Regions from separate parts of the Mus musculus genome. Here regions 1, 3, 4, 5, 6 and 7 are each linked to region 2. The links are chromatin loops, found by intact Hi-C in ENCODE. Cell type or tissue: heart. All regions are shown on one strand.

Evidence for each region. Hi-C counts contacts between places; a loop is a spot of excess contacts. Peaks named below come from ENCODE experiments on the same cell type or tissue, not always from the same donor. Only the 100,000 strongest peaks of a DNase experiment are listed, where the experiment ranks them.
Region 1: it touches region 2 in a loop (3-fold over the local background); 17 of 42 quality-filtered maps call a loop at or near these places.
Region 3: a loop joins it to region 2, with 5 times the contacts of the local background. A loop is called at or near these places in 20 of 42 quality-filtered maps.
Region 4: it touches region 2 in a loop (2.5-fold over the local background); 6 of 42 quality-filtered maps call a loop at or near these places.
Region 5: a loop joins it to region 2, with 5 times the contacts of the local background. A loop is called at or near these places in 27 of 42 quality-filtered maps.
Region 6: a loop joins it to region 2, with 4 times the contacts of the local background. A loop is called at or near these places in 27 of 42 quality-filtered maps.
Region 7: a loop joins it to region 2, with 2.3 times the contacts of the local background. A loop is called at or near these places in 3 of 42 quality-filtered maps.

Annotation. Positions count from the first base shown.
Region 1 is chr11:101,117,893-101,121,892 of GRCm38, reverse strand. It overlaps Retreg3 (reticulophagy regulator family member 3), which reads left to right and starts at 2,052. Exons shown (of 9, transcript NM_026501.3): 1 at 2,052-2,352. The coding sequence starts at 2,114. It overlaps Tubg1 (tubulin, gamma 1), which reads right to left and starts at 1,776. Exons shown (of 11, transcript NM_134024.3): 1 at 1,651-1,776; 2 at 1,234-1,346; 3 at 895-1,062. The coding sequence starts at 1,699. In heart, CTCF peaks have their summits at 2,040 and 2,239; a DNase peak (open chromatin) is centred at 1,962; H3K4me3 peaks cover 3,274 bases; H3K27ac peaks cover 2,429 bases.
Region 2 is chr11:101,172,779-101,176,778 of GRCm38, reverse strand. It overlaps Ccr10 (chemokine (C-C motif) receptor 10), which reads left to right and starts at 1,336. Exons shown (of 2, transcript NM_007721.4): 1 at 1,336-1,379; 2 at 2,101-3,781. The coding sequence starts at 1,356. The coding sequence ends at 3,165. Cntnap1 (contactin associated protein-like 1) reads right to left here and starts at 662. Exons shown (of 24, transcript NM_016782.2): 1 at 452-662. The coding sequence starts at 521. In heart, CTCF peaks have their summits at 537 and 1,659 (motif pointing right); DNase peaks (open chromatin) are centred at 248, 2,328, 3,058, 3,388 and 4 weaker places; H3K4me3 peaks cover 3,051 bases; H3K27ac peaks cover 2,781 bases; H3K27me3 peaks cover 787 bases.
Region 3 is chr11:100,981,177-100,985,176 of GRCm38, reverse strand. No RefSeq gene overlaps it. Among named protein-coding and RNA genes, the nearest start is that of Cavin1, 13 kb to the right of the region's middle. In heart, no CTCF peak of the experiment used is centred here; a DNase peak (open chromatin) is centred at 1,606; H3K4me3 peaks cover 788 bases; H3K27ac peaks cover 947 bases.
Region 4 is chr11:100,889,655-100,893,654 of GRCm38, reverse strand. Stat3 (signal transducer and activator of transcription 3) reads left to right here. Exons shown (of 24, transcript NM_213659.3): 21 at 369-581; 22 at 3,727-3,769. Among named protein-coding and RNA genes, the nearest start is that of Stat5a, 32 kb to the right of the region's middle. In heart, CTCF peaks have their summits at 2,132 and 2,337; DNase peaks (open chromatin) are centred at 1,004, 2,166 and 2,954; H3K4me3 peaks cover 264 bases; H3K27ac peaks cover 2,013 bases.
Region 5 is chr11:101,080,364-101,084,363 of GRCm38, reverse strand. Hsd17b1 (hydroxysteroid (17-beta) dehydrogenase 1) reads right to left here. Exons shown (of 6, transcript NM_010475.2): 6 at 3,837-4,000. It overlaps Coasy (Coenzyme A synthase), which reads right to left and starts at 1,799. Exons shown (of 10, transcript NM_001305982.1): 1 at 1,674-1,799; 2 at 658-1,365; 3 at 1-48. The coding sequence starts at 1,354. In heart, a CTCF peak has its summit at 2,087; DNase peaks (open chromatin) are centred at 843 and 1,733; H3K4me3 peaks cover 2,031 bases; H3K27ac peaks cover 2,114 bases; H3K27me3 peaks cover 1,097 bases.
Region 6 is chr11:101,094,187-101,098,186 of GRCm38, reverse strand. Psmc3ip (proteasome (prosome, macropain) 26S subunit, ATPase 3, interacting protein) reads left to right here and starts at 2,752. Exons shown (of 8, transcript NM_008949.3): 1 at 2,752-2,844; 2 at 2,929-3,029; 3 at 3,162-3,251. The coding sequence starts at 2,811. Retreg3 (reticulophagy regulator family member 3) reads left to right here. Exons shown (of 9, transcript NM_026501.3): 9 at 1-1,865. The coding sequence ends at 24. In heart, a CTCF peak has its summit at 2,359; a DNase peak (open chromatin) is centred at 2,736; H3K4me3 peaks cover 1,925 bases; H3K27ac peaks cover 1,680 bases.
Region 7 is chr11:100,965,084-100,969,083 of GRCm38, reverse strand. The region is part of intron 1 of Cavin1 (caveolae associated 1); the gene reads left to right. Among named protein-coding and RNA genes, the nearest start is that of Cavin1, 3.5 kb to the left of the region's middle. In heart, a CTCF peak has its summit at 1,558; DNase peaks (open chromatin) are centred at 373, 1,003, 1,503, 3,123 and 2 weaker places; H3K4me3 peaks cover 3,238 bases; H3K27ac peaks cover 4,000 bases.

The DNA.
Region 1 (4,000 bases), 55 kb after region 2:
CAGCCATCTCTACCACTGTAGCTCATGCCCACCTAGTCATCTGACTTCAGGAAGATTTATCTGTTTCCTCACTAAAAGTAAAACACAGGTCCACACTTCGCCATTTAATATCCACAGGACCAGATATTTTTAGAAATCAAAATTCTTCAGGTTCTGAAAGGTAGTTTTGGGCATACAATCATAAATTGCATATTAGCTGGGCAATGGCGGAGCACACCTTTAACCTCGCCATTTAGGAGGCAGAGGCAGGTGGATCTCTGTTTGAGGCCAGCCTGGTCTACAAAGTGAGTTCCAGGACAGCCAAGGCTAAGTAGAGAAACTTTCTCAAAATAAATAAATATTCATATTTAACAAAAAGATCACGTCAAGGCTGTGGATGTGATGCATAGCTCAGCAATCTAAGTTTGTCTAGTATGTGATGTTTAGCACATTCCTAGAACCTGCCAAATAAACAGTACTGATACAGCCGTGGAGCTTGGAGGTGTGTTATCAGACATTTCTACAGTGAGAGGCCTGAGTGCTGACAATAAGGTAACGAGATACATCAACATAGCCTTCCTTCTCCATTGCGCATTGGTTTTGCTAAGTGAAGTTTGAAATATCTTTGATTTCAGAGTTTTGTTTTGAGTCTGAAGAAGTAGATAAAATATCATAAACCCATGGTACTTACTTCTAGGGTTAGTCAGAGGTTTACAAAGATAACACAGAAAGTATTTAAATGGCCTGCAACAAAGCACTAGCTAGACTGCGTCCTTAGCGTTCCAGTTAGCTCCTGGAGCCATGGCTATCTTACTCAGCACTCGAACATCTCTGACCTAGTTTCATCTGTAGAAAAACCACAGGGCCTGTGCCCACCCACAGAGTTGAGAGCCCTTCAGGGGAACAGCAAATGACCTGGGAGAATCCGCTGGCCCAGTTGTTGCCAGCTCCTCCGCCATGCTCCGACAGGTAGATGTTCTCTGGGTTGTAGAGCTTAGCATAGGAGGAGTTTAGGATGGAATGGATCACCCGGGGCTCCAGGTCCAGCAGCACAGCCCGGGGGATGTAGTGCTCATCATCTGCCTGTCAGAGGGAAGCCAGGATGGGTCAAGTCCTGAAGCCTCCCAACTCTGGCTCCTGCAGGCTCTCCCTCAAGATAGCCACTCTGTTCCCATCCATCCACTCAGAGTTTCCCAGCACCAGATCGCGCTGCCAGTCCCGCCAGGGTCCTGGTCAAGTCACTTGGGGGAGCACCTGGTAGAAAAAGACGTCCTTTCGGTCAGTGCCCTCCGTGGCGAACTCTTCTACGATGCCCTCGGGACTGATGCCATGCTCGGCACATAGCTGTTTCCAGAACTCGAACCCAACTAAGAGAGGGAGGCGGAAGGTGAAGAAAAAAGATACGTGAGTCTGGGTAGGTTCCAAATAGCCAGTGGGGGATTTGAACGCCTGGGTCTAGGGATCTAGATTAGCCTTGGGACTCCCTAGTGTCTAGGCCAATGACTGGACAGGGGAAGGTCCATTGGCTTTAGGCAGTTGGGCACAGGGTTGGGAATCGCCTTTGTGGGGGAGAACTAGGATTCTGCAGACAGACCGAAGCTATGACCTTATTGCGAGGGCCTCTTGCACCTAAGGAACCTGGGAGGCAGAGGGTCTGGGAGGTTCGCTCACTCTGATTGCCGCACTGGCCCAACTGTAGGGTGATGATTTCTCTCGGCATCGCTCCTCAGACATCGGCGTTGCAGTCTCTCCCGCCAGCAACACCGCCGACCGCTAGCGCGCTCGCCGGCAAGACGCAGGCGCCAGACAATGCGCTCCACCCCTAATCGTTCTCCGCTCCAATGGGAGCTGGGTTCTGCAGATGAAATTTCCTCCTTCATCGGGCTTCAGTCGTGCGAGTTGCGCGTGCGCGGCTCCGAATCGCGCTCAGCGCCGGGAACGCATTTCGACGCAGTGTTCTCTTCCGTCTGATGAATGCGCACCGGAGCGTCTGCGCATGCGCGCGTGGGCGTTCCGGCACTTGCCCCGCCCCGCCCCTTCTCCGCCCGGCCGCAGCCAAATCGTGCTTCTGCGCAGTCGGTGTTATTGTGACTCCCGGGCCGTGGCCCCGGATGTTGTGGCTGCTGAAGGGGAGATGGAGGAGGCTGAAGGGGTGGCCGCGGCCCCGGGTCCAGCTTCGGGGTTGGCTTTCAGGGGCCGCCGAGCTATGTCCGGCTCCTGGGAGCGCGACCAGCAGGTTGAGGCGGCGCAGCGGACCCTGGTGGAGGTGCTGGGCCCTTACGAGCCTCTGCTGAGCCGGGTGCAGGCAGCCCTGGTGTGGGAGCGGCCGGCCAGGAGCGCCCTGTGGTGCCTGGGGCTGAACGCGGCGTTCTGGTGAGACACCCGGACCCTCACTGACCCTACTAGGCGGGAATTCCTCAGGTTGTTCTGGGGGGGGGGGTGTCGATCTCTCACCTGCCCTGTCCTGCCTTCTTTCGTCGCCCTGGCTGCTTCTGATACTTGCCTGATAATGCTTCACTTTCCCCAGCATCCCGCCTGCCTCCAGGCTTTGGCACCCCGGGTGCTCGCAGGGCCTTCCTGGTCTTCTCCACTTGCCCCCACGACTCGCCAGAGAATCTGGTACCATCCCGTGTCGCTCGCAGTAAGCCGGGGTGCCTCTTGTTAGCGAGAGAAAGTGATTTCACTTCGAGACCATTTCCTCCGTTTCTCTTGCTTGCCCCAGGGTGGTGGTTCCGAGAGGTTTTAACTTAACGATGATGGGAGGAGAGGCAGAAGGGTATCCCTGGGTGTGAGGAGGAAAACAAGCTTGAGCCGGTTATCATGGATTATTAGCATGTTAGATACCGTCTCACCCAGTCAAGTTGGTGAAGTTTGTGTGGAGTTTCAGCTTGAAAGAAAAGTAGATGTATTAAGAAGGAAAAAATTAAAAAACAGTGGTGATCTTTCATCTGTTTCAGAGCCACTTAGGATTGCAACGCTTCCCCCCAAAAATTAGACCTTAGCTGTGGTTCAAGGAGTTTGAGGCTGTCTGAGAGCCGTTGAGTTCTCTTTCACTGGACAAGTGGCTTTATATTAAAGTGTGTGTTTCATTCTCTGGAAAAAATGAGAGCACCTAGGAGGAGTTTGGGCTTCATCGAGTCTACCAACCATGGTTTGGGTTTATTAATAACCATAGTACTGATCAAATTCCAAGGGAACTGACATATCACTGAGGCTTCTACAACCAGAAGAGATGAGACTCTTTGAATAAGCCTGTGTGTGTGTATGTGTATAGGGGTGTGGTCCTGAGATGGGGTGGTCGTGAGGAGTTGTGGGTACTTGTAGAGGCTAGAAGCATCAGATCCCCCTGGAGCTGGAGATAGGTGGGGGTTGCTGGGAACTGAACTTCTCTGGGAGAGCAGTATGTGCTCTTAGCCACCGAACCATCTCTCTAGCTCTGGAACACATTTCAAAGCTGCAACAGATTTGCTGGTCCTCAACAGTGTATTCTTTTTTGGCTCCAAATATCCTCTCCACAGAGCAGGCCTTGAACTTCTGACCTTCCTGCTCCCAGCTCCCGAGGATTGGGGCTATTGACACTGGCCACCATGCTGTACCATAGTGTTTACTTAGGCTAAGTCTGCGTTTAGAATCTTTCTCAGAACCCCTCTTGTGCTAAGTTGTGACTGATCCCTATCTCTGGCATTTCCGGGTAGTATGCCTGCTGTGTAGCCACAATGCAGGAGGTGGGGGAGAGATCCACCAAAGTGAGTGTGGCCTAAGACTTAAAAAACAATTGAGCTTGTCATTTATAGAGGGGACTCATACCTTGGGAGGGGTACAGATAGTATTAAAGTCCAAGCGGGTTAAAGTAGTCAGACATTGGCACTTATAGAATTGTTTTGGGAGAATGAATTTCTTTGAGGGCTAAACACAGTTCACTCCTCAGTAGTGTCTTTGTGAGTGTTGTCATTTCACTTAGTAGAGTAAAGAATGACTAGATTTTCAACGAATTGAAGAAGTATCACTAAGTTAGGTCAGA
Region 2 (4,000 bases):
GCCTTAGTCAGGGTCAATAACTCCTATTTGAATTCGAGCCATAAAACCCAGCCTCAACCACAAACCCTACCTAGTTCCTGGGTCAGCTCCCAATTCTAGCCCCAGCCCCTTAGGGAAAAGCCTCAACTCTAGCCTGGGTCACCAGTACCACACTTAGAGCCAACCTTAACCTCAAACCTAGGCACCGGCTCCCGCTTGGATTAACAGCTCCAAATCCCCTGGGCTGACTGGTTCCTCAGATCAGAGATCAGCACCAGACAGCAGTGGTGCGCGCTCAGCAGCCTCAAAGCTGCATTGCGGAGCGCTGGGGAGAGGTAGGAAAAAGACGGGAGCGAGCTGGCGCGTACAGGGAAGGACCGGCGACCACCCAGCCGCAATGCGGTGTAGGACTCGCCCTACAAGCTCCAGATTCCTGCACCAAATCCCACCTGCCTCTGAGACCAGCACTCACAGTAGCCCCAGCCCCAAGCTCCAGAGACCACCGTGGCGAGCAGGATGCTGAAGAGCCGGAGACTCATCATGCGGAGCTGACCAACGCTGGGTGTCAGCCTTGTTGCGCCGCTAGGGCTCCCGTTCTGGCTCAGGCCCCCAGCTTTTCTCCTGGGTTCACGGCTGACCAAAGCTTTTTTCCGTCCTTATCCACCCTTCCCTCTCTCCTACCCCCAATCTCTCTCTCTCTCTCTCTCTCTCTCTCTCTCTCTCTCTCTCTCTCTCTCTCTCTCTCTCTCTCCTTCTCTCCCTCCCTCTCCCTCCCTCTCTCTGCCCCCTTCCCCCAGCCTTTCTCCTGGCACGCACGTTTTTTCCTGGACCCCGCGCAAGCGCATGCCTCAGCCCTATTACGAAAGGGCGGGGTAGACAACCTGCCGTTGGGAAATACCCCCAATTAACCCAAGGCTGACAAGGACTGGGGCTACAGGGTGGTAAAAAAGAGAAGTCAGAGGAGGCGAGGTGAGCCTAGCATTTTCATGAAAAGGAAAAAGCTTTGAAGAAGGACACCTAGAGATGGAATGAAGGGCAAATTTAAAATCTAAAAAAAAAATAAATAAAATAAATAAAAATAAAAATGTTTTCTGAAGGTGAATCGTGCTCCTGGCTCAGTGCTGGACACCTTTGTAACTGTCAACTCCGTGCTTTCATCTTACTGTACTTTACACAGCGAAGGCTCAGAGGAAAACAAAACTTGTGCAAGACCATGCAAGCATTCCTTTTCCTTTGACTAGATAGAAATCGGGCAAGGTGGGATGGAAACGTGAACCCTCCTCCTTGGCCCTCCTCCCCACCCCTTCCTTCCTGCCCCCGCTAGTTATTTAACTTTAGCCTCTGTGGCTGTACCTCAGAAACCCTTGTAGCCAGAGATGGGGACCAAGCCCACAGAGCAGGTGGGAGTCGGGGCAGGGAGGGGGAGAAGGGTTGCAGAGAGGGTGGGGAAGGGGAAAGGGATGGGGTTCCCTGCCTGACAGCAGGCCTCTGTCATCTAGCACCTGTGAGGAGCCTACAAATCCTACCTAAGACCCCTTTGGTGTGAATGTTTTCAATACATCTGTGCTCTAACAGTAGGGTGGGGAGGAGAGAAGGGAAAGGAAACAGAAGCCCCTTTAGCCTAAGCTTGAAGTCTAGGGTCCAGGGCTGAAGCAAAGCCCTGCATCTGACTTACTTTCCAGGAGAGGGCACTGCAAAGCGAACAGAAGCGCTGAGATTTATTAATAATACAAATGCTTGCTCTAGGGCGAGTTAGATGTTTCTGTTGTCTATTATCTTGCACGGTTTCAACAGTGCTCACTGCTAGCTTGCCAGGTGGGCTGAACGGGGCTTTTCTACACCGGGTAAAACACATTTAGGAAGTGGCGTCCAGAAAAAGCCGGTGGCTGCTCAAGGTCATCCAGGAAGCTGGAAGCAGAGTTAGAGAGACTGCAAGCGAAGCTTAACTGCCTGTTCAGGGCACACTAGCAAGAATCTGGAGAGAGAGAGAGAGAGAGAGAGAGAGAGAGAGAGAGAGAGAGAGAGTCATCTGGTATTGAGGCTTTGAATGAGGCACCTATGTGAGATGGAAGGGTGTGGGAATGTCTTACACGGTCCCTCTTCTCATTTTGATGCCACCAGGTCTCCTGGGGACTTTACTCCGGGTACGATGAGGAGGCCTATTCGGTTGGGCCGCTGCCAGAGCTCTGTTACAAGGCTGATGTCCAGGCTTTCAGTCGGGCCTTCCAACCCAGTGTCTCCCTGATGGTGGCTGTACTGGGTCTGGCTGGCAATGGCCTAGTCTTGGCCACCCATCTGGCAGCCAGACGAACTACCCGATCTCCCACCTCCGTTCACCTGCTCCAGTTGGCCCTGGCTGACCTTTTATTGGCCCTGACTTTGCCTTTTGCTGCAGCAGGGGCTCTTCAGGGCTGGAATCTAGGAAGTACCACCTGCCGTGCCATCTCAGGCCTCTACTCGGCCTCTTTCCACGCTGGCTTCCTCTTCCTAGCCTGTATCAGCGCCGACCGCTATGTGGCCATCGCACGAGCTCTCCCAGCCGGGCAGCGGCCCTCAACGCCTAGCCGAGCGCACTTGGTTTCAGTCTTCGTGTGGCTGTTGTCGCTGTTTCTGGCTCTACCTGCGCTCCTTTTCAGCCGGGACGGGCCACGTGAAGGCCAACGACGCTGTCGGCTCATTTTTCCCGAAAGCCTCACGCAGACTGTGAAAGGGGCAAGCGCAGTGGCGCAGGTGGTCCTCGGCTTCGCGCTCCCTCTGGGCGTCATGGCAGCCTGTTATGCGCTCCTGGGCCGCACGCTTCTGGCCGCCAGGGGGCCAGAGCGGCGGCGTGCACTGCGCGTCGTGGTGGCTTTGGTGGTGGCCTTCGTGGTGCTGCAGTTGCCCTACAGCCTTGCCCTGCTGCTGGATACAGCCGATCTACTGGCAGCCCGCGAGCGGAGCTGCTCCTCCAGCAAGCGCAAGGATCTAGCTTTGCTGGTCACCGGCGGCTTGACCCTGGTCCGTTGCAGCCTCAATCCGGTGCTTTATGCCTTTTTGGGCCTGCGTTTCCGCCGGGACCTGCGGAGGCTGCTCCAGGGCGGAGGATGCAGCCCGAAGCCCAACCCTCGTGGCCGCTGCCCCCGTCGACTCCGCCTTTCTTCCTGCTCTGCTCCTACTGAGACCCACAGTCTCTCTTGGGACAACTAGGGCTACAATTCCAGAGAAGGGGGAGGGCTAAAGAAACAATCCCAGGGAGGGTAATAGAAAGGGGAGTAAGTAGGGGGACGTTGAGAAAGACTTCAGGATCTAAAGAGATTGCCTCTGCGCTTAATTAAATTGATTCTGTGCAAATGAGATGCAACCCAACTACTGTTACTATTTTTGAATTACCAGCTTTGGTTGCAGCAAGGCCAAGACAGTGGGTTACACCCCACGCCCCTGCTTGCGTCTCAGTGGGAGGTGTGAAGGGACAGGGGTTGCTGAGTCGGCTAAAGCTTTGAGTACTGACACGCCCTATGCTTCACTCGGTCTCTGCCAACCGAGGTGAGGTGGGAAAGCTGCCAGGTGAGGAGGGGCGGGGTTTCTCCTCGGGAGTCAGTGTAAGAAAGGGCTTTCTAATAACCCTATCGCTATCCAGTAGTGGCTGCTTTAGCAAGTACCTAGATCCCAGCGTGTGAAATGTATGGGGTGATGCTGTCCCCAGCTGTACGTGCGTGGGTCTGGTAGAGGCTGGAGGCAAGAGATTCTAGTTTGGGGTAGGTTTTTGGATCCCTTCTAAAGTCCTGCTGTGCAAAGAAAAACGCTAATTAAAAAGTTGAGTCTGATGGTGTGTGGACTGGATACCTGTAGCCCCAGCCACTCCAGAGGTTGAGACAGGAAGATCAATAATAATAACAATATCCTGCCTAAGAAGAAATAGAAAAATGTCAAGGTGGACTTTTCTACCTAGGATATATATATATATATATATATATATATATATATATATATATATGAATGAGGGGGATTGCAATTTGCAAATTTTCCGAGAGGTGTTACTGGG
Region 3 (4,000 bases), 190 kb after region 2:
TTACAGATGGTTGTGAGCCACCATGTGGTTGCTGGGAATTGAACTCAGGACCTCTGGAAGAGCAGTCAGTGCTCTTAACTGCTGAGCCATCTCTCCAGCCCTACAAGTTAAAATTTTTTTTTTTTTTTGAGACAGGGTTTCTCTGTGTAGCCCTGGCTGTCCTGGAACTCACTTTGTAGACCAGGCTGGCCTCGAACTCAGAAATCCTCCTGCCTCTGCCTCCCAAGTGCTGGGATTAAAGGCGTGCGCCACCACGCCCGGCACAAGTTAATTTTTTTAACTTAAAGTTAAAATTAAGAGCTCTTTGCCCCATCTACTGCGAGAATGAAACCATTCTCAGCAATCACAGGAGTAAGGTCTTTCTCTCTGTGTGTGTGTGTCTCTCTCTCGGTATGTCTCTCTCTCTCTCTCTCTCTTTCTCACACACACACACACACACACACACACACACACACACACACACACACACACTTAATAAATGTTGCCAGGTGGTGTCAGCCCTTACCTTTTAATCCCAGCACCTTTGAGGCAGAGACAGGTGGACCTCTGTTAGTTCAAGGCCAGCCTGGTTTACAGAGTGATTTCTAGAACAGCCAGGGCTACACAGAAAAAACCTGTCTCAAAAACACCAAACCAAATCAAACCAACCAAACAACCAAACAACCAAACAACCAAACAAACAAAACCCTGAACATCAACCTCAAACCAAAAAGCAAAACCAAACCAACCAAACAAAAGAATGTGCTCTGCCCTTCCAGGCTTCAATTCCCATACCGGCACTGGGCAGCTTACAGCATGCCTTGACTGAAACACCCTCTTCTGGTTTTTATACGTATTATCAAAGACAACAAAAGGAATGATGGTTTCTGGGCCCTTCCTGTGCATCTCCTTGCAGTCTGACTCCACACAAGTCCCTTTACCTCCGTGCTTCAGTGTCTACCGCTCAGTAAGGACTTCTAAAAACAGGGCTACACAGTGGGAAATTGTGTGGAACCTTCTGGAGAACCATGGCATGCCAATGTGGCACGCACCTAACACTCTTGCTAGTTTTTACCTGGTTCAGAGTATTTCCCAGAGACCTTGTGACTTCTTTTTTCAAATTAAGACTTACCCTAATATGAAAAAAAAATTAAAAAATGTTTAAAATTGTAGCACCTCCCCCGCTTCCCCAAATCATTAATAAAAGGCAGTTCACAAAGCGGGGGAGGATTGTGCAGCACGTGGAGCCAAGAGGCGGCTCGCTTCCAGTGTATGATACATATTTACATTAATAACGGCAAGGAACATAGCTACCTTTACTGGATAGCTGAACTTCCCTGTTAGGACTCCAAACATGCTGTCAAAGTCATTTTGCAGCAGAACATAGGATCTGCCGTCAAGTTTCTAAGACATGGAGACAAGGCCTGCCTTTCTGAAAAACACCCCATCAAACAGGTGGTGATTTCTTCCTCAAGATGCAGCTGCGCCCCAGAACTTTACCCAGCGTTTGGTTCTCAATGGAGGGCTTACCAGAAGAGGCAAGAGAGGAGATCCAGAAAGGGCTTGAGTTGCCTTGGCCCAGATAGTGACAGGCACACTCACTGCTGCACCAGAGCGCCCTCTGGTGGGATAATTTAGAGCTGAGCTGGAAGCTGGTCCGCCCCTCCCGCAGGGTCGCTCTGGGAGACCCTCACTCTCCTCTAAGGCGGGGTCTGGGCCGTGCTATTGTTGTAGTAGGGTCTTTAGACACCTCGAAGCTGGTGTTGCTACCCTCCCAGAAGCAGAAGAGGAGCCGATGCGACTCAGTTCTTGACTTCCTAGATTGCCTGTTGATCACTGAGTACAGCGTTCTCTGGTTAAGATATTTAAGCCCTGTGCTTATGACTTACCGCTAGGGCTGGAGGTTCGTTCAGATCCTTTAATAGAGAACTGGTCTAGCACGCACCAAGGGATCCACTGCCCAGCGTTAACGCGATGGGGTAGCACACACCTGTCATCCAACGCTGAGGAAGGAGAGGCAAGACAATCAGGAATTTAAAGCCATCCCAGACTTCACAGAGAAGTCGAGACCAGATTGGACTAAAGGAGACTGTCTCAAAAGCAAGCAAACAAAACTTAAGGACTTGCAATTGTTCTGTATGATTTTATGCTACCAGATAGTGAGTTTGGTTTGCTTTAGTGGTGCAAGAGGGTTACCGTGGGGCGGGGCAGAGGATTGATTTTAGGATCTCAAGTGTTCCAAGCAAACACTGTATTGTGATCCCGACTCTCTCTCTTCTGCCTCCCTCCCTCCCTCCCTCCCTCCCTCCCTCCCTCCCTCCCTCCCTTCCTTCCTTCCTTCCTTCCTTCCTTCCTTCCTTCCTTCCTTCCTTCCTTCCTTCCTTCCTTTTTCTTCTTTCAATAGACCGGACCTTTACTAACCACCTTAACCTTCAGTGGTGCTGCCGCCGTTGCTGCAGGTAGACAAGCTGAGCCTGCTGCAGGGTCTAACAAAATAACACTGCCAGGGAGGAGCTGGGAGAGTTCACATCCAGTATCTTGTGTTTGCTTTGGTTTGGGTTTTATTTTTGTTTTCCGTTTCTCTGTGTAGCCTTGCTGGCCTGGAACTCACAGAGATCTGCCTGCCTCTACCTCGGGAGTGCTGGATTAAAGTCCTGTACCACCACTTCCTGGCAACATCGAGTATCTTGTAGGAAACAATATGAGAAGGTTTGAGAAGTGGTGTGCACATAGCAAAATGGTCCATAAACTAGCCTGGAGGGCTTTCTACTTCCAAATCTGGGACAATGTGAGCAAGCATAAATCGATGCTACTGGTGGACGTGAAAGCAGGCCTGTAATGGATAGAGGAGGAGGAGGAGGATTAAGAATTCAAGCCTAAAGGGGGCGGTGGTGGCGCACGTCTCGGCTATACAGAGAAACCCCGTCTCAGGGGAAAAAAAAAAAAAAAAGAATTCAATCCTAGCCTAGGCTACAGGAGATGTAACACACAAACAAAATAGTGAGAGTAAAAATAAAATTATACATCATTAAACAAAATAGTAATTCGAAAGTCTATAGTTTATATAAGTCAAATAGGAGATAGAGAGAGAGATTCCCTTGGAGAACATCAATTTGGGTAGAGAAGAAATAAAATGGAACTAGAGATTTACCAGTCTAAGGCTGGAGAGATGGTACAGTAGTTAGAACACTTACTGCTTTTTGTAGAGGACCAGGGCTCCATTCCCAACATCCATAAAGTAGGTCACAAAAAGTTTCAGAGGATCCAACAGGCAGGCATATGGTGCACATACATGCATACTGTCAAAACATTTGTACCCACAAATACATAACTACATATAAATAAATAAATATAAACTTAAATAAAAAATTATCATTGAATAGCTATCATAGAACTCAATAATTCAATCAGAAAATTCAATGCATTCTTAAACTAATGAGCAGAAGTTTATTGGGAAATTGAATATTAAACTAGTCATAAAATATTGCTCTGGAAAAAAATATTTACAGTTTATAAGAGAGATAAGGAGTCATTTCCTACGGGAAATCTGGCTGGCAGATGGCATCCTTGACCCTGAAGTGACCAGGGTTAACTGCTGTAGTAATGGGCAGGTCACATATTTTGTCTACCTGGGAAAAGGAACTCAGCTTCCCTCTTTCCGCTGTCCCTGCTGTGACAAATCCCCTCCACCTAATCTCATGGGAACTTGGGCAACATTTTCAGAATGAGTGTCCTATAACCTTCAAAAGGTCTGCTATCAAAGTCAAGGGCGGAATGAGGAGCTATTGCCCCAGTTGAAGGGAGCCCTTTAAAGAGGCAGTTATCCAGCTGAGGGGTGTATCTTTGGGGCTGAAGTGCTTACCTACCATGCATAAGGTCTGGGGTTTGATTGTAAACCAAATGTATAACTCACATCTCAACTTCCAGCACGGAGGGGACTGAGGCAGATGGACCTCTGTGAGTTTGAGAGCAGCCTAGTCTACATAGCTAGTTCCAGGCCAGTCATGCTACATAGAGAGGC
Region 4 (4,000 bases), 280 kb after region 2:
TTGCCTCCTGTATCACTTGCTCCACCTGCTGGCCACTGGCAGCACCCGGCTACTTCATGTTCTGGGTACTACTGCCCCCTGAAGGGCAGAGAGGGCCTGTGCCTCCTGAAGAGGTGGCCTGCCAGTTTGTCCTGTTCACTCATTTGGCTAACATTTGTGTAGAAAAGTGTGATTGAAATCTTACTTCTGTACTCCCTTTCCTGCCTACCCCGTTAATACATTTGCGGCAGGTGTTTTTGCCTATGAGCCAGCTGGATCTCTACAAGCCCGCCTGGATATTGCCTCAGTTCCAAGTCACTGGGCAGGGCATTCAGAGTCTCCAGCACTCACTCCACTGGCATAATCTCTCCTTCCATGGTCCGTGACAGGCAAGACCCAGATCCAGTCTGTAGAGCCATACACCAAGCAGCAGCTGAACAACATGTCATTTGCTGAAATCATCATGGGCTATAAGATCATGGATGCGACCAACATCCTGGTGTCTCCACTTGTCTACCTCTACCCCGACATTCCCAAGGAGGAGGCATTTGGAAAGTACTGTAGGCCCGAGAGCCAGGAGCACCCCGAAGCCGACCCAGGTAGTTGTTGACTTTCCATGGCTTTGCCTTCCTTCCTAGTGAGAAAGTACGCATCCTTGGAGAGACAAGGACATGGCTGAGTATCTTGTGGGAGCAGGGCTTGGTGATTCCTTCTTTTGGGAAAGAGTGGTTTATTGGGTTCCTTGACAGGGTGACTAACTCAGGATTCAAGAGGAGGACAGAATCAGCCCTCAGGGAGCTTGGAAGTCTGAAGATGAAAATAGTATCTCTCCCTCTTCCTCTCTTCTCCCTTTCCATCTCCCCCTCCCTCCCACCCCGCCACTTTAAAACACTAGAAAGAGAAATGAAGGCAGGTCTCTCTGGTGCTTCTCCAGTCAGTGGGTTCCAGAAGACCCGAGACAGATTTGAGTCCAGCATGCTTTGCTGTCCTGAGTGAGCAGTGCCAGGAGTCTGAAGAAAGGCTTTCTGGGGCAGTGGCTGTTGGCAGCCTGGGGCAGAGCTGACATCAAGCTGGAGGTGTTGATGTTCCAGAGATGATGACTGGAGGGAATGTGGACTTGGCATTTAGAAACAAGATGCATCTACTCTGTGGGAGTGCGTGTGGCTGTAAATCAGCATTTCTCAGCCTTTCACGGAGCGCTTAAGACTATAGGAAAACAGAGATTTCCATTATGATTCATAACTGTAGCAAAATTACAGCTATGAAGTAGTAAGAAAAAGTAATGTATGGTTGGGGTCACCACAACATGAGGAGCTGTATTAAAGGGTCATAGCATTCAGAAGGTTGAGAACTGCTGGTATAAATTATATGAAAAATAGAAATTATGTTGTGTTAAGTCTGTAGTGTCTGGGGCGGTCCCAGTGTAAAGAGTCAGAGGTGTCTGGTCTGAAGCCATTTCAAACTTGTTGCATTGACGCTTGCCTCTGTCCTTATGCTGGTGAGGAGTCTGGTTTTCTAAGACTGTTGTTGATCATTGCACATGCTGAGCTCCGAGGTGCCCTGTGTGAGCCGGCCTCCTTGCTCTGAGGTGCCCTGTGTGAGCCGGCCTCCTTGCTCTGAGGTGCCCTGTGTGAGCCGGCCTCCTTGCTCTGAGGTGCCCTGTGTGAGCCGGCCTCCTTGCTCTGAGGTGCCTTGTGTGAGCCGGCCTCCTTGCTCTGGTGTTTTTTCACCAACCGCTTCTGTTCACATAGCACCTGCACACAGCTTCCCCGGCTCTGCCCACCATTCTTGGAGGAGTCGCTTGTTGACGGTTACTTTCCTTTCCCTTTGTTCTGCTGTTGAGTTCTCTTCATTCTGTGGAGGAGTTCAGCTCTCACTTCCTGTCTGTCCCTTATCTCTGCTTCCACCTTGCCTTCAGTTGGAAGATCTGTTTATCAGTCCCTCTCACACTGGTCTTTGTTCTTTTCACAGAGGACTTTGAAGTCCGAGCACTGATCCTTTTGACTAATTTTGCTTTCAAGATCCAGGCCCCTGGTCAGGCATCCACCTCCATCACCATTCCTGTGTAGGCTGCCCAGAGACATTCCTCAGGGGCAAGGCCTGGGCATGAGAAAGGAGCCCACTGCCTGATGGGCTTGCCTGTGAGCCTAGGGAGAGTGCACTGGGGGCTCCGGAGCCCGATGATGGAAGGGTAGGGGGTTCAGATGATCCCCTTAGGGAGGTGAGCCTGTATGTCCCTGTCCTCTGCCCCTGCTACAGGAGTATTGCAGTAGAGACCTCCCCGGAGCCTCGTCCTGGGTCTTCCTTGTCTGTCAGGAGGCTGTAATATACCCTGTGCTCCTCTGGAGGGATTTTGAGCAAGTTCACCAGGCAGCAACAGGATGTTCCTTCTCTCTTCCATCTCCAGTCTGTGTCCCGCACTCCTACCTCGGGCCGGGTCAAAGAATATTTCTCTCTTGACCACTGGAGAATGAAAGTCTTCTCTTCTCCGCTCTAACTTATTGTGTATGCATGTGTGTTGGGGGTGGTCCTTGTTGGAGGACCTTGAGGGTGTCAGCTCTCTCCTTCTACCATGTAGCCCCTGAGGACAGAGCTCAGGCTTGGTGACAGATGACTTAAGCACTAAGCCATCTCCCTGATCCCCTCTGTCTCTTTAAGGTGACAGTTCTCACTCTAGAGACCTTTTCTAGAACTGTAGGCAGCACAGTTGCCTCAATAATTCCTTTGCTTCTGTGCTGAGTTAACCTGTTTCTTGGCCACAAATGAGCTTGCATATTCATCTAAGAGCACTTTCTAATGGCTTCTCCCAGGGGTTTGTCTTGCTGGATGCTTGTAAGCCCCAGTGTTCTGTCTGTGCTTTTCTTAGCCTACCCACACAGCCCCAGGCCCGCTGCGAGCATCATTAACTGAACCCCCAGGGCTTCATGCCAGTGTCCCCAGGGCTTCCAGATTTCTTGGCCTAACATTTCAGTCCTCACATTTCCAACATAAACGGCAGAGATGGAAGACAGCCAGTCCTGTCTCTTTCTCTGTCCCACACATGAAAGAGATGGCGCCTTGGCCAGGTTTCCTGGCTGTTGCACATGTTCTCGGACCTGGTGTCCTGTCTCCCAGTGGCTGGGGTATGTTTTCCTGATTGGAAGTGGCTTTGGAGCCTCCAGCACGTAAGCATTTAGTCCTGTTGGTGTCTGGGCTGGTCACCAAACAGGGAAGTCAATTCACAAGTGTGACCAGGTCACAGGAGAAGCCTAACGCTACACAAAGATGGTTGGTCGCTCAGGCAGGGTGGGGAAGGATGCACAAGAGTTGGCGGTAGGCCGGGCAGTGGTGGTGCACACCTTTAATCCCAGCACTTGGGAAGCAGAGGCAGGCGGATTTCTGAGTTCAAGCCCAGCCTGGTCTACAGAGTAAGTTCCAGGACAGCCAGGGCTACACAGAGAAACCCTGTCTCAAAAAAACAAAAAACAAAAACAAAAGAGTTGACGGTAGGCTGGGTAGAGGTGGGGCAGGTGTCTCTGCAGAAGTCTTTGCAGCTCAGGAAATTCTATGGAAGAGATAGAACTTCAAACTGCAAGACTGGATGGCAAGCAGCATGTGATGAGGGAGGACAGCCCTAAGAGCTGGACTGCGGTGTCTGGGCAGTTTCTGTAAGGTTGGCTCACGCCGTCTGGGAGAGGCAGGAGGATTCCTCTTGCATGTTCTCAAAGCAAGTCACAATCTGTTAAAGCCCGGGTTTCCTCTCTGCAGGTGCTGCCCCGTACCTGAAGACCAAGTTCATCTGTGTGACACCGTAAGTGGCCGCCCTTCCCAGTTTCGCATTCATTTCTAGTGTCCTAGTGTGCTCAGTTGTCCCCAGGAATAGGGAGGACATGGGGTGAGAGTTACCGTGAAGGGCTGGTAGCTGCTGGGCTTGTTTAGTGCTCAGAGTGACCTTGTGTGTTTAAAAAGCTTGAGTTTTTATTTTTTCTGTTGGAGACCAGAGTTTGATGGCTTGTGTGTGTGTGTTTGTTCTTTTTTTTTT
Region 5 (4,000 bases), 92 kb after region 2:
GCTCCACGCGCTCTGCATACGGCTGGAGCAGCTCGGGGAGCAACTTGCCTGAGGAAGGAGCGAGGAACGGTGAGATCTTTCCCCATTTGGGGAAGAGTGTCCCATAGCACTGAAATCCTCCCAAGCAGTGGCAGCAAGAAAGGGTGAGACAGGGACAGGTTTGGGGGTACAGAAGGGAAAACAAGCATCAGTCACTTTGAGAGCTGACGTGTACTCCAAGAACAAGTTAAGAAATGCCTACAGAGCAGCAGGACCAATAGGTATCAGTTGGTGGAGAACCCCCAAGAACTACTATATTCTTAGAGTCCCCTCACTGTTGATGGCAGTACTGGGTCACCCCCAATCATCTCCTATCCATTTATCTTCAGCGTTTCAAACCTCCGAGCCGATCACTTGGACAACCATGAAGTGCAGAGTCCTTGGTTCCCATTTGGGAAGTTCTGACTTCAGTTAAAAAGTGACTGAACCCCAGACTAAAGATACCACATGTATTCATTTAACAAACAAACGTCCCTTAGCAATAACAGAGTGTCAGACATTGTGGCATTTTGGAAGGTTGAGAAGTGGCCCTACCCTTCCTTGATCTTGGCATTGGGGAAGAACAAGAAAATGTGAAGGCTGCCTTCCATTGCCCTAGTCCAGGGTCCCTTCACTCACTCTTCAACAGATCTTTGTCAGCTACTCCCACCACAAGCTGCTCCTGGGCCAGTACACATGCAACACTGAGCAACACTTTGTGGGCATTGTGCAAGCGGTCAAAAGTGCCACCCACGGCCCCACGGTGGTAGCCACGCACAGGCTGCCTTGGAGATCTGGCAACCGGGGAAGCCGGCCTTATAGTAGAGGGTAAGAGGGCATTCGGGGGCTCCAAAGGCAGCTCTCCAGTTCCATAATCCGGATACAGCAACACAGAAGCCAGCTGTGGAGAACAGCTGTAACAACTGGTGGCATAACGCTCTAGCTGTTGTTTAACAGGGTTGTACTGGCTCCCGTCCAGGGTCTGGAAGTCCGTCAGAACCACTTCTGGAGGGTGGGCCAGATTCTGGACTGAGGACAGCACAGGGAGAAAGGTGCTCTTGGTTTGGATATTGGTCAGTAGAATTCTGACGTCCAGGTGCCTGTGCAGGTCGGCACCAGTGTAGAGGTGCGTGATGAAATCCAGAACCTCAAATGTGGCCTGCACAGGGCTGGCCTGAGGCTGAGCGGGTCCCCCCAGGTTCATGCCCGGCTGCAGGTGCACATAGAGGGTGTGATTCACCAGGCGGGACGCCGAGGTCAGGATGGGAGGCAGGCGTGCGGCCAGGGTGGCCAGCGGCGTTGTCAGCACCAGGAGGCCTGAGCGGAACACGGCCATGCTCTCCAGGCCTGCAGACAGTCAGGGAGACGAAGCGAGAATGACTAGGCAGGCTGAGGCCGAGGCCTGTAGGGGAACTCGGACTCAAGAGGGACCTGGAGCAGGGCAGGGGAGCGTTCGCTGATAGAAACCGGAATCCTGGCAGGGGGAACCCGCCAGGAACCCCTGAGTCATGGGACTGGGGCTTCAGGAATCCCAGCCCCTCTTGTTAGGCTGAACCGGCCATCTGCGAAGACTCGGAGGCGAGGGACTAGAGGGGACGCTGTGGCTCGGGCTGCTTCCCTACTCAGTGAGTTCTTGGGATTCTGCTTCTACTTACACCGCCGTGGAGGCGTCCTAGGCTGCAGCCCGGAAGCACTACCCACCAGCCTCAAAGCGTGGAGCTACGGGAACTCAGAGCAATCAAACAAAGCATCGCCGAGAGACTCCTGGGGCGGGGCGAGGCGGGGCGGGGCGGGGCGGGGCCGAGGGCAGAGGCTTCCGGGCTGAGCGAAACCCTGGCACCGAATCCACTTAGACGAAGCGAGCAGAGAGAGCTGCAAAGCCCTTTTCGCGGATTCCCAGTGTTGTTTGCTTCTTCCAGTTTGCCAGGAGGAGGTGGCAAAGCCAGGATCGGGAACAGTCGGATCGCTTTGCTGTGCTTGTTCTGAGCCAATGTTCCCAGCGATGCTACTAGATATCTCTACCCACATCCCCATTTCACACACAGGAAATTGGTTTTCTGAGTGTTTTGGGACACCTAGAGGCGAAGTCTGGTGCCTTCTATAGAATTCTTTGCGCGTCGTCTAACCCCGTGCTTAGGTTTGCAAGGATAGTTCATTAGCGCTTCGGGGATATCTGGCCCCGGGGTGGGGGAAAAGGAAGAAGACCTAGAGGTCCGGATTCGCGGAGAAGTTAGTGAGGACTGGAGAGTTAATAAATTTGGTAGTGGCGGACGTGAAGGGAAAGCCAGACGCCCATCAGAAAATATCTCAAATCCACGGAGATAGCGGAAAAAGGAAGCAAACTAGCCTCTAGATTCCTGTAAAGGGCCGAGCGCTGATGTGCGATCCCAGAACCATCGCTGCAAATTTGAGATCAGCCTGAATTATCTAGCAAGGCCCTGGACTGGGAAGGGCGGGAGTGCTGCAGCCAGACAGGAGGAGAGGAGACTCTTGTGCTGTGGTCCAGAAATCTGGCCTTGTAAAGTAACTAATTTGTTAAGGAATCAAGATTCTTGCAGGAGACAGTTCAAACTGGATTTTAGAGAGGCGTTTAAGGGAATCAAAACATGTGTTAGTCTTACATTTGGCACAGTTACATTTTGTATTTGTTTGTTTGTTTGTTTTGAAACAGAATCTTACCGTGTAGCCCACACAGTGTTGCTTTTAGTCAATGAGTGTCTATTTAGTGAACTGTTCTAGGTAAAAAGGAGAGAACAGAGAACAAAGTTCCCTGAAGTAGATGCGTGAAGGGGTTGGGATGGTGTCAATACATAATAAGTCCACAGTACATCTGGTGGTGATCAGACAGTAAAGAAGATTTATCAGATGGAAAGACCCAGGCTGGAGTGCAAGGGTTACTTTTTCAGGTTGGGTAGCTCAGGAAAACAGCAAAGACCTGACAAATCAATACAATCACAGACCAGGGAAAGTGAACCAGTTAAAAGACGGCAAGTGTAGGCACTGGTGACCCACACCTTTGATCTCAGCACTGGGGAGACAGAGGCAGGCAGAATCTGAGGCCAGCCTGGTCTACAGTTTCAGTTCTAGGACAGCCAGGGCTACAGAGAAACCTTGTCTCAAAAAAACAAACACAAAGAAACAACAACAAAAACAACTATCAATGAAGCTTTTAAGGAGGTCATGAGATCAGAAGGGTATACAGATGAAAAAGAGAAAGGATTCAGGTGCACATGGATAAAGCCCAGAGAACCCCATTCAGATATCCAGAACCCAGGTCTTCCCTTCGTGTCCTCTTGTAATGCCAGCACTAGGCAGACAGGGACCTAGGATCCTGGGGCCAAGGTGTTAGACTAGACAAGCTGGAATCATAGGCTCCAAGTCCAGTGAGACTCCGGGTCAACAAATAAGGAGCAACTCAAGATTCCTGACTTTAACTGTGGATCTCCACACATGCACACACACACACACACACACACACACCTGCCCATATACATGGGAACACATGATTATGTGTTAGTGGTGGGGACCACAAGCCTGGCCCTAGTTTCACAAGGAGAGGACAGAGAATTAGACATTTCAGTCATCCTTAGTAACATAGCAGTTTCAAGGCCAGCTATTCAACGCTATTCAACAAAAATCGGTGGTGGTTGTTAAAGCCTGTCCCAACTTGCTGGCTTATGGGTTAGAAGCTCTTACAGTTCAATCCAGAAGACCTGAGTTCAATCATTGAACCTTGTAGTGGGAGAGAGTACAAACTTGTCACCTGATCTCCGTACTCTGTGTGACTGCGACGATGGAATGTGTCCCCCTCCACATGATACATGATAATAATAATAAATAAATTTATTGGAAGGAAAAAAAAAACCCTTAGCCTAGCACCTTGGATATCAGCCCTCTTATCTTGACCCATGAAGATGCTGGCACTATTTCAAATGATTCTGAGAAGTGTGTGGTTGCACACATCTAAGGTCCCAGCACGCAG
Region 6 (4,000 bases), 79 kb after region 2:
CCTGCCAGTTCTAGGAGCCACTGAGAGACTCCTTTGAGGGGGGTCACTGTGCTGTAGGTTATTTTCCTCCACCCCACTTACTGTGATGGGGCAAGGGAAGAACCCAGTCTTGTCCCCTGAATTTTATCTGTGTGCTGGGTGGCCTGGCTGATGCAGAGGCCTGCTAAGAGAACGTACTCTTACCTGCTGCCAGTGAGACATCGTATCTGTGCTTAGTCACTGAAGTGAGAACATACTCCCGCCCCAAGGGAGGCTTCTCTCCATCAGGGTGGTACACGGGCAACAAAGTAGGGATTTGATTCCCCTTTGAGGAGGTAGTGCTGTTTGCTTTTAGGTCTGGGTGCTCAGGGGCCCTCACTGATACAAGAGCCCATCTCTTCTCCTCACCTCACTGGAGCCACAGAAGCCAGGCAGCAGCTACAGGAGTTATCATCTGTGTCTTTTACCATGATTTGATTTGTGTTCTCAAAGCAAGTGTGCCCTTTGGTTCTGCAGAGCAGGCCCACTTCCTGTCCCTGAGCCCATCTTCATTTCTAGAGGGCTGACCCTGAGCACTCCAGAGTGCTTGCAGAGTTTGAGAAATGTGAACATGCTGTGGGGCTGAGCCTCTGCTATATCACCGTGAGCTGTAGGATCAGCTGGCTGGCTGGGTTGGTGAGTGCCTACCTTGAGGTCTCATGAAAGCTCCTGGAGCTGTGTGGTTGTCTTTGGTGCTGTTAACCCTTGGCTCCATTTGACCATCAATCTGAGCAATGAGCAAAGCAATATCATATCCATGTTTATGTCCCTCCTCCTTCCCTTGCTCCTCCTCTGGAGAAGCACTAATTACACAGGGGATAGCAAAGTAGCACTTTACAAATGGCCATGGCGTTCATCCCAAGAGCCACCAGCTCTTCTTACCATACCACTTCCTAACTCCTGTAAGGATGAGCCCAGTTAGTAAGGATGTTGGTAATCAGCAGAGACCATTCTCAAGGGTAGGTGTTCTGCAGCCCCGAATCAAATCATGTGAAAACCCCTTAAATGATCATTGGTTCTCAACCTGTGCCAGCATACTGCCTCTCTGTCTCCCAAATCAGAGCTCAAGCCAAATTCTTCTATCCTCTTTCCCTCTTGCATTAACCTTTGCTGATCCTCAGGGACCACTCCCCCAGCACTTTTGTGTTTGGGTGAGGGATGTTGGACAGAGCCCATTTTTATGTGCTGCAGGTTGGGGGTTGTGCTAACACTTTTGCTCTTGGTTGATGGACAAGATAGAGGCCAGGGAGTGAATAACAGTGAGAAGAGGAATGGCAGGTGCCTGTTTCATAGTCAGTGAGTGTGAAAGTTAGGCATAATAATGGCATCTCCCCACTTTAGGGTTCTCAAATACTTTGGACATCTCTTTCCTTAGAGCCAGGTAGATGTCTTACAGGTGAACTCGATGATGTGGAAAAGAACAAAAAAAGGGAGGTGAGGGAAAGGCTTGGGGTTTTGCGTGTTTGCATGAGTGTGTGTAGCTTCATGCTTTGGGAGTTGGCAAGAGGAAGAGGGAGGGAAGGGGAGCAAGCAAATCCAGGTCTTTTCTTGTACCAGTGGAACCTGCTCTGAATCTCCCAAGTCCTCCACTGTGAATTGGGCTGGGTGGGGGGGTGCAGGGGAATAAATCTTGTATGAGAACAATCTTTTAAGAGACTGCTGTTTCGTTGTGTACTTCCTTGATAAGTCTTCTCATTAATCTGATAATAGCTAATCTGGTGTGGTGATCCTCAGAAGAGGAAGCCCAGGTGGATGTCAGGGACCCTCCTGCCCTTTCTGTTTTTCCCTCTTGAGGCCACGTCTCCCCCCTACAACCAAGACATAAATATAACTAATACCTTGCGGGCATTTGTCAATTGTTATTTTTTTTCTCTTTTAGATTTATCTTTTTGTTTGTTTTTTTAGACAGGGTTTCTCTGTGTAACCCTGACTGTCCTGGAACTCACTCTGTAGACCAGGCTGGCCTCGAACTCAGAAATCCGCCTGCCTCTGCCTCCCAAGTGCTGGGATTAAAGGCGTGCGCCACCTCGCCGGGCTCTGAATAATGGCTTAATGAAGTTTTAGGTTGAAGGACTGAAAAATTAATACTGTGCCCTTCCACTGAGCTGCAAGGACAGCTGCTCTTTGACCGTCAGCAGACCTCAGAAACTAGAAATATTTATTTCAGGCTCCTCCGGACTGGCCACTGTGGTCAGGAATGGAAAGCACCTGCCAGGTGTGGCAGCTCATAACTGGAGACTTCAAGCTTTGTGGCTTGAGTAGCCCCCATTCCTAACCGTCTTTCTTGGGCGTTCAAATGACACTAGGTGTCGAGCGCCCCCTACATGCGACACGAAAATCGTTGGTGTCCTTGGCGTTCACAGCCACCCTCTGACAAAAGTACCTACAGGTCCTTTATACGTGAGAAAACTAGTCCCACTCCTGTGGAGGACTAGCTCTGTGCACCCTTGAGCGGCGTGGTAGATGACCCGGCTCCCACACCACGCGGGTTTAGCTCAAGGTCACGAGTGCTCAAACTCGGCCTAACAGGGTCTGGCGGCTTATAGAAAGGACCGCTCACCACAGGCAGCACTGCGGGCCCAGGAGGCGGCCGCTGACCTGTCACTAAGGCCGGGGACTGCGACTTCTTGACAGCCGCTACTAGGGCTACGGGGTCCCGGAAGGTCCGGGTACTCTTCCGGCAGGCTTCTTCCTTAGCCAATCAGCGTTAAGGTCCCGCCTCCTCACCGGAAGGAGGCGTTTCCCGGAGCAACCGACCAGTCCAGCTCTCGAGTTTGGTGGCGGGAAAGGCCATGAGTAAAAGCCGGGCCGAGGCTGCGGCTGGAGGTAACGGCAAAGCCCGCAAGACCCGGGAGGGGAATAGGAGAGGGGGTCGGAGGTGACCCCCATATCCTACCTCGTCTCCCGCAGCCCCCGGGATCATCCTGAGGTACCTGCAAGAACAAAACCGGCCCTACAGCGCCCAGGACGTGTTCGGAAACCTACAGAAGGAACATGGACTGGGCAAGGCGGTGAGAACCCCCTTTGCGGGGGCTCCCTCCCCGCTGGACTCCCTTGTTAGCCTTGGGTCCTGCCTTCCTTGTCACAACAGAAATCTCCCCCGTCTGGGGTCGCGCTAATTGTTTCACCCTCTCCTCTGCTAGGCGGTAGTGAAGGCGCTGGATCAGCTGGCCCAGGAAGGCAAGATCAAAGAGAAGACCTACGGCAAGCAGAAAATTTATTTTGCCGATCAGGTGAGAACTCAGATTAACACTCACCTGAGAGCTTGTCTGAGTGAATCTCAGCATTTCGTGTGTTGAGGCATGCCGGGCAGTGGTGGCGCACGCCTTTAATTCCAGCACTTGGGAGGCAGAGGCAGGTGGATTTCTCAGTTCGAGGACAGCCAGGGCTACACAGAGAAACCTGTTTCGGGGAAAAAAAAAAAGTGTTGAGGCACCTCACAAAATAATCTAATCAGTGGTATGAAAGAGCTTCAGATACTCTTAAGTCAGTTGTACGCTGCACGCTGCCTTCATCAGTGTTCATTTGAGCTATGAACAAAGGAAGACCCTGACTCACAACTCCTAGTCTCGTTTCTGCTATCGTTTCCTGCCAAATCATTTTTCCTCTTCCTCTGCCCCACTACCCCAAACACATCAAATTTACATTCTCCTACCCAGACTTCTCTCTGGATAATTATTATCCAGATAATATTGAGTACCAGCATCGATATGGCCAATGTTGAATGCTTACTCTCTGCCCCCTAATTGGCTTTCTAGCATTTTTCTGTCAGGAAACCTCTCTTCTCAACCCAGAGATTAGAATGTAAGTCTTTGTCTCTCTTATTTATACACCTGATATGTGTGGCTATTTGTCAATTATATCTGATTACCCCCATCCACCCTCTTTTTTGAGATTAGCCCTCACTACGTGGCCCAGGCTAGCTCAATTTTATTTATTTATTTATTTTGCAGTTGTTAAATCTAACGTGTCATCACTGCTC
Region 7 (4,000 bases), 210 kb after region 2:
GAGTCAGTGCAGTGCAGATTTGTCCCTGCGCTCCCCATCCCTGACCCCCTTGAGAGTAAGGCTGAGCTGAGTGTGGACTTAGTGCTCTTTCCCTGGGAGGGAATGTGCTGAGCTCTGCGTCCTCCTGCTTGGGCCTAGTTGATGCTTCTACTCCTAATAGGAGTGATGGTTGTAGGGTTAGTTTATGCTCCTGAAGGGAATGGAAACGTGCTCTACCTTCAAAGATCTTTGTAAAGGGGCTGTGATCACCAAGCTCAGAGACTTTCTTGATTAAGATGCCCCAGAGTAACCATGTGATGTGAGATGAGGACCTTCGCTTAGTTTCCCTAAGAGTAACCATGAGCGATGCAGATGGGACAGTGTCTGGGGAAGAATGGAGCAGACCATATTCTTGGAATCCTTGGTGGTAGGCCAGAGGCAGAGCAGGCCTGCTCCCAGCTCCTGCCTCTACATACTGCTGGGGTACTCTCTCAAGGGGCCTGCAAAAAGCTTTGCCCGGCTGGTGTTTACCCGGGGCCCCAATCATTTCAGAGGCCAAAGCAACCTGGGACATATAACACAACCCAGTCTAAAACAAACAAAAAAAGCTTTGCGTCTCCCATTTATAGCACCCACTGGGTAGGAGAAGAGTGTTGACTTAGAAAGCCATTTCCACTCAGTCTAATGCTTGGAAGCAGGAGGTGTGGGTCCTGTGGGTTGTTTTTGAGACCGGTGCGGCCCTTGCCACACAGGTGATGTTTAGGGAAAGAGAAGTAAGCTAGCTCGCTCCTTCTGTGCTTGTCACAAAGAACTTGGACAGGTGACTTTCTCATTAAATGGACCAGGTTGTGCAGTCTGGGGACATTCTCAACCTGGAGGTAAACCTCCCCAGGCTGAGGAGGGTGATTCTGAGAGAAAGGACAAGTGTTGAGTGGGTGGACGACTTCTCTGATGGGGTCATCCTCCTCTCTGATCTGTTCCAGCTCCAGCATCGGACAGTCATCACTATCTGACTAGTGTGGTGGGGTGGGGCATGCACTAGATGGCTTTGACTGTATCTGAAACACCAAGCCAGTGAGTGAGGAGGGAAGAATTAAGGGAGAGTGGCTTGGGACTGGGGGTGGAGAGATGGCTCAGTCATAAACAGCACTGGGTGCCCTTCCAGAGAACCAGTCACCCCCATGATGGCTAACAACAATCTAACTCCAGTTCTAGGGGTTTCAACACCCTCTTCTGCCTCAGCAAGGGTGCTGCACAGACATGAATACAGGCAAAACACCCATACGCAAAATTTAAAAAATAAATAAATCTCAAAAGAAAGAAGTGTCTCTGTCACTTAAGTGACAGGGACAAGCTCAGAGGTAAGGACCCAGCTTCCAGGACATGGGATGGGGCTCAGAGTTGCAAAACTTCCCTGAGCTGCCCCAAGGATGTTCCAGGTGGGGTGAGGGGGTGGAACCTCCCATGTTGGAGGAAAGCGGCCTGCTCTCCTCCCGGGTCTGCAGAGGTCCACGGTCTGAGAAAAGAATAGGGTAAAAATAGCCCTGTGTCTTGGCAGGCCTAATAGGGAAGACTGGGGGCGGCAGAGTTTATGGGAAACTCAGGATAAGGAGATGGCCAGGCAGAGAGAGCAAGGAAGGCAGGGGTGGGGAGTGGAGGGGGGGCACCGACTGGAAAAGGGCTCCCATATGATATGAGTTTTTAGGGAAAGCAGAAAGGAGATTCTAAATTCCCCCTCTAGGTGTGGGAAGTCTTGATATGGCAAAAGGGATATCATAGGAGACAGAACCCAAGGGTCTGGGTGTCTTAGTGCTGGGATCAGGATGTCTGGCCACCCATGCCGTATTCCTGGTGTGGGGATCCCGAATGTGGCCATCAACAAAAGCAAGTGGTTTGGCGTCTCATTCTGTCCTATAGGGTAAGAGTTATAGGCAACAGCTAGTGAAGGGGAGGTTCTTATTATTATTATTATTGTTATTATTACTTTGTTTTGTTTGAGACAGAGCTTTTTGCTTGCTTGTTTCTTTCTTTCTTTTTGTGCAGCTCTGGCTGTCCTGGAACTCCCTCTGTAGACCAGGCTGGCCTCAAATTCAGAGATAGATCCACCTGCCTCTGCCTCCAGAGTGCTACCATTAAAGGTGTGTGCCACCACTACTGGACAGGGTAGTGAAGTCTAAAAGTTGTAGACTGGGGGCCTCTGGGAAGTCTGGGTAATTTGTGCAGATGGAGGCGGCTGAAACACCTTGCAACCCAGGAGAGCTGAAATCCACACAGCCACTCGTACAGTGAAGATTCTGACACTTCCAGCTCTAGATTAGAATCTAGAAGGCGAGACAAAATGGAAACAAAGGCTTTCTTGACATTGTAACTTTTCCAAGCTCAAGTGCCCTAGGCAAAGTGATTTACCATTGCCCTCTATCCCCCAAAGGTGGGCTAGTTTGGATGAGGCAAAGCCGATACCCTTTGGATTTGCTCCCCGGCCTGGGGAGAGGACCCAGAAGCCTTGAAGAGATCAGATTACTCACAGACACTAAAGGAGAGGACAGTATGGCTGGAATGAGGGTTTGCTGGCTTCTCCTCAAAATTTCACCAGCCTTTAATTCCTTCCTTCCTGTGCTCCTGGTGGATCACCGGTACCTTTCTCTAGAAGAACCCTAAACCTTTATCTAAAAATACTTGCAGCTTGTTGCTACGCTCCCTTTTACCCCCTTAGCCTCATCCCTGTGGCGTGTGTCTACCAAGCCTAACTGATGGCTTTGGGCTTCTTTTCTTGGTCGTGCAATCCAAAGCAGACAGGGTATTTTTAGGGGCATTCCCAGGACTGAAGGAAATCTTACTATCTGCTCACCTACCTCCCCGTTTTAAAAGTCAAATCTGACTATTGTAAAAGTCAAAGTTTAAAAGGTGGGACAAGGGTATAAAGCCAGCAGCTGGTAGCAAGAGGGGACAGGGTAGCATGCCACTAAGCAACAGCCTCAGAGATGAGGGGAGGGCGGCCCGTTCCCGGAGCTTAGGTGGGGTAGCAAAGCTAAATGCAACACTATCTGTGTGAATATTTCATCCGTCTGTGGCTCTGGCCCTCTGAGAAGATAACCAGCTTCATCCTCTCCATTGTGTGTCTTAGGAAGCTGGGGCCCAGACCAGGGGAAGTTACATGCCTATTGTCACTTAAGCGATGAGGTAACGTTAAAACTGGGGCCAGCTGAGTGTGGTAGTGCACAGCTGGCCTCCAAGCTCTCTGGACCCTATGGAAGCAGGACTGTGAGTTTGAGATCAGCCTGGGCTACTTAGGGAGACCCTCTCAAAACAACAACCACCACCCCAAACAAGCAAACAGGGGACAGGACTCTCACTTTGTTGGCTGGGGTACTGGCTTACAGCCCTGGGATCCATCTCTAGCACCACATAAATTAGCTGGGTGGCCATGTCCCTCTCAGCTATATAGCCAGTTTGAGGTCAACCTGAGCTACAGGAGACACTGACTGGGCAAACTGGGCAAGAAGCTGGGTCTGTTGCTCCTTATTGGGGTGCTGTGGTGTGTGTGTGTGTGTATACAGACACATGTGCTATGTTGGTTACAAGTGGCCAACTGTGGAGTATTGATGGCCATTAGCGGCTGAAATAAAAGCAAAGACTGGTTACCCAGACACAAGAGAGCAGGGGAAGAAGTTCCTGGAGTAAGGAGTAAGCTCCAGGCCAGCCAGGGGTGTCCCTGGCTTAGGCGTCCTTTCTAGGAGAGTCATTTTCCACCCACCTCCCTGATGTTCCTGTCTCTTCCCCGGACTCTGCAGGCTGGGACCTGTTGCTGCCTTGGAGTTTTACATGCCTTACTGAACATCGCTATTGTCTGAGTCTGCTGTTTCCCCAACTGTCCCTCTCCCAAGTTCAAGAGTGTGAGCTCTGGAGAGGGTCGGAAGCTGCCCCTGGGAACCCCATAGGCCCACCTGTCCTGAAGACAGCTTGGTTTTAGGTTCTGATTTCTCTCTGTGTTATAGTGTCTGATAGTCTAAGCCCTGGAAAG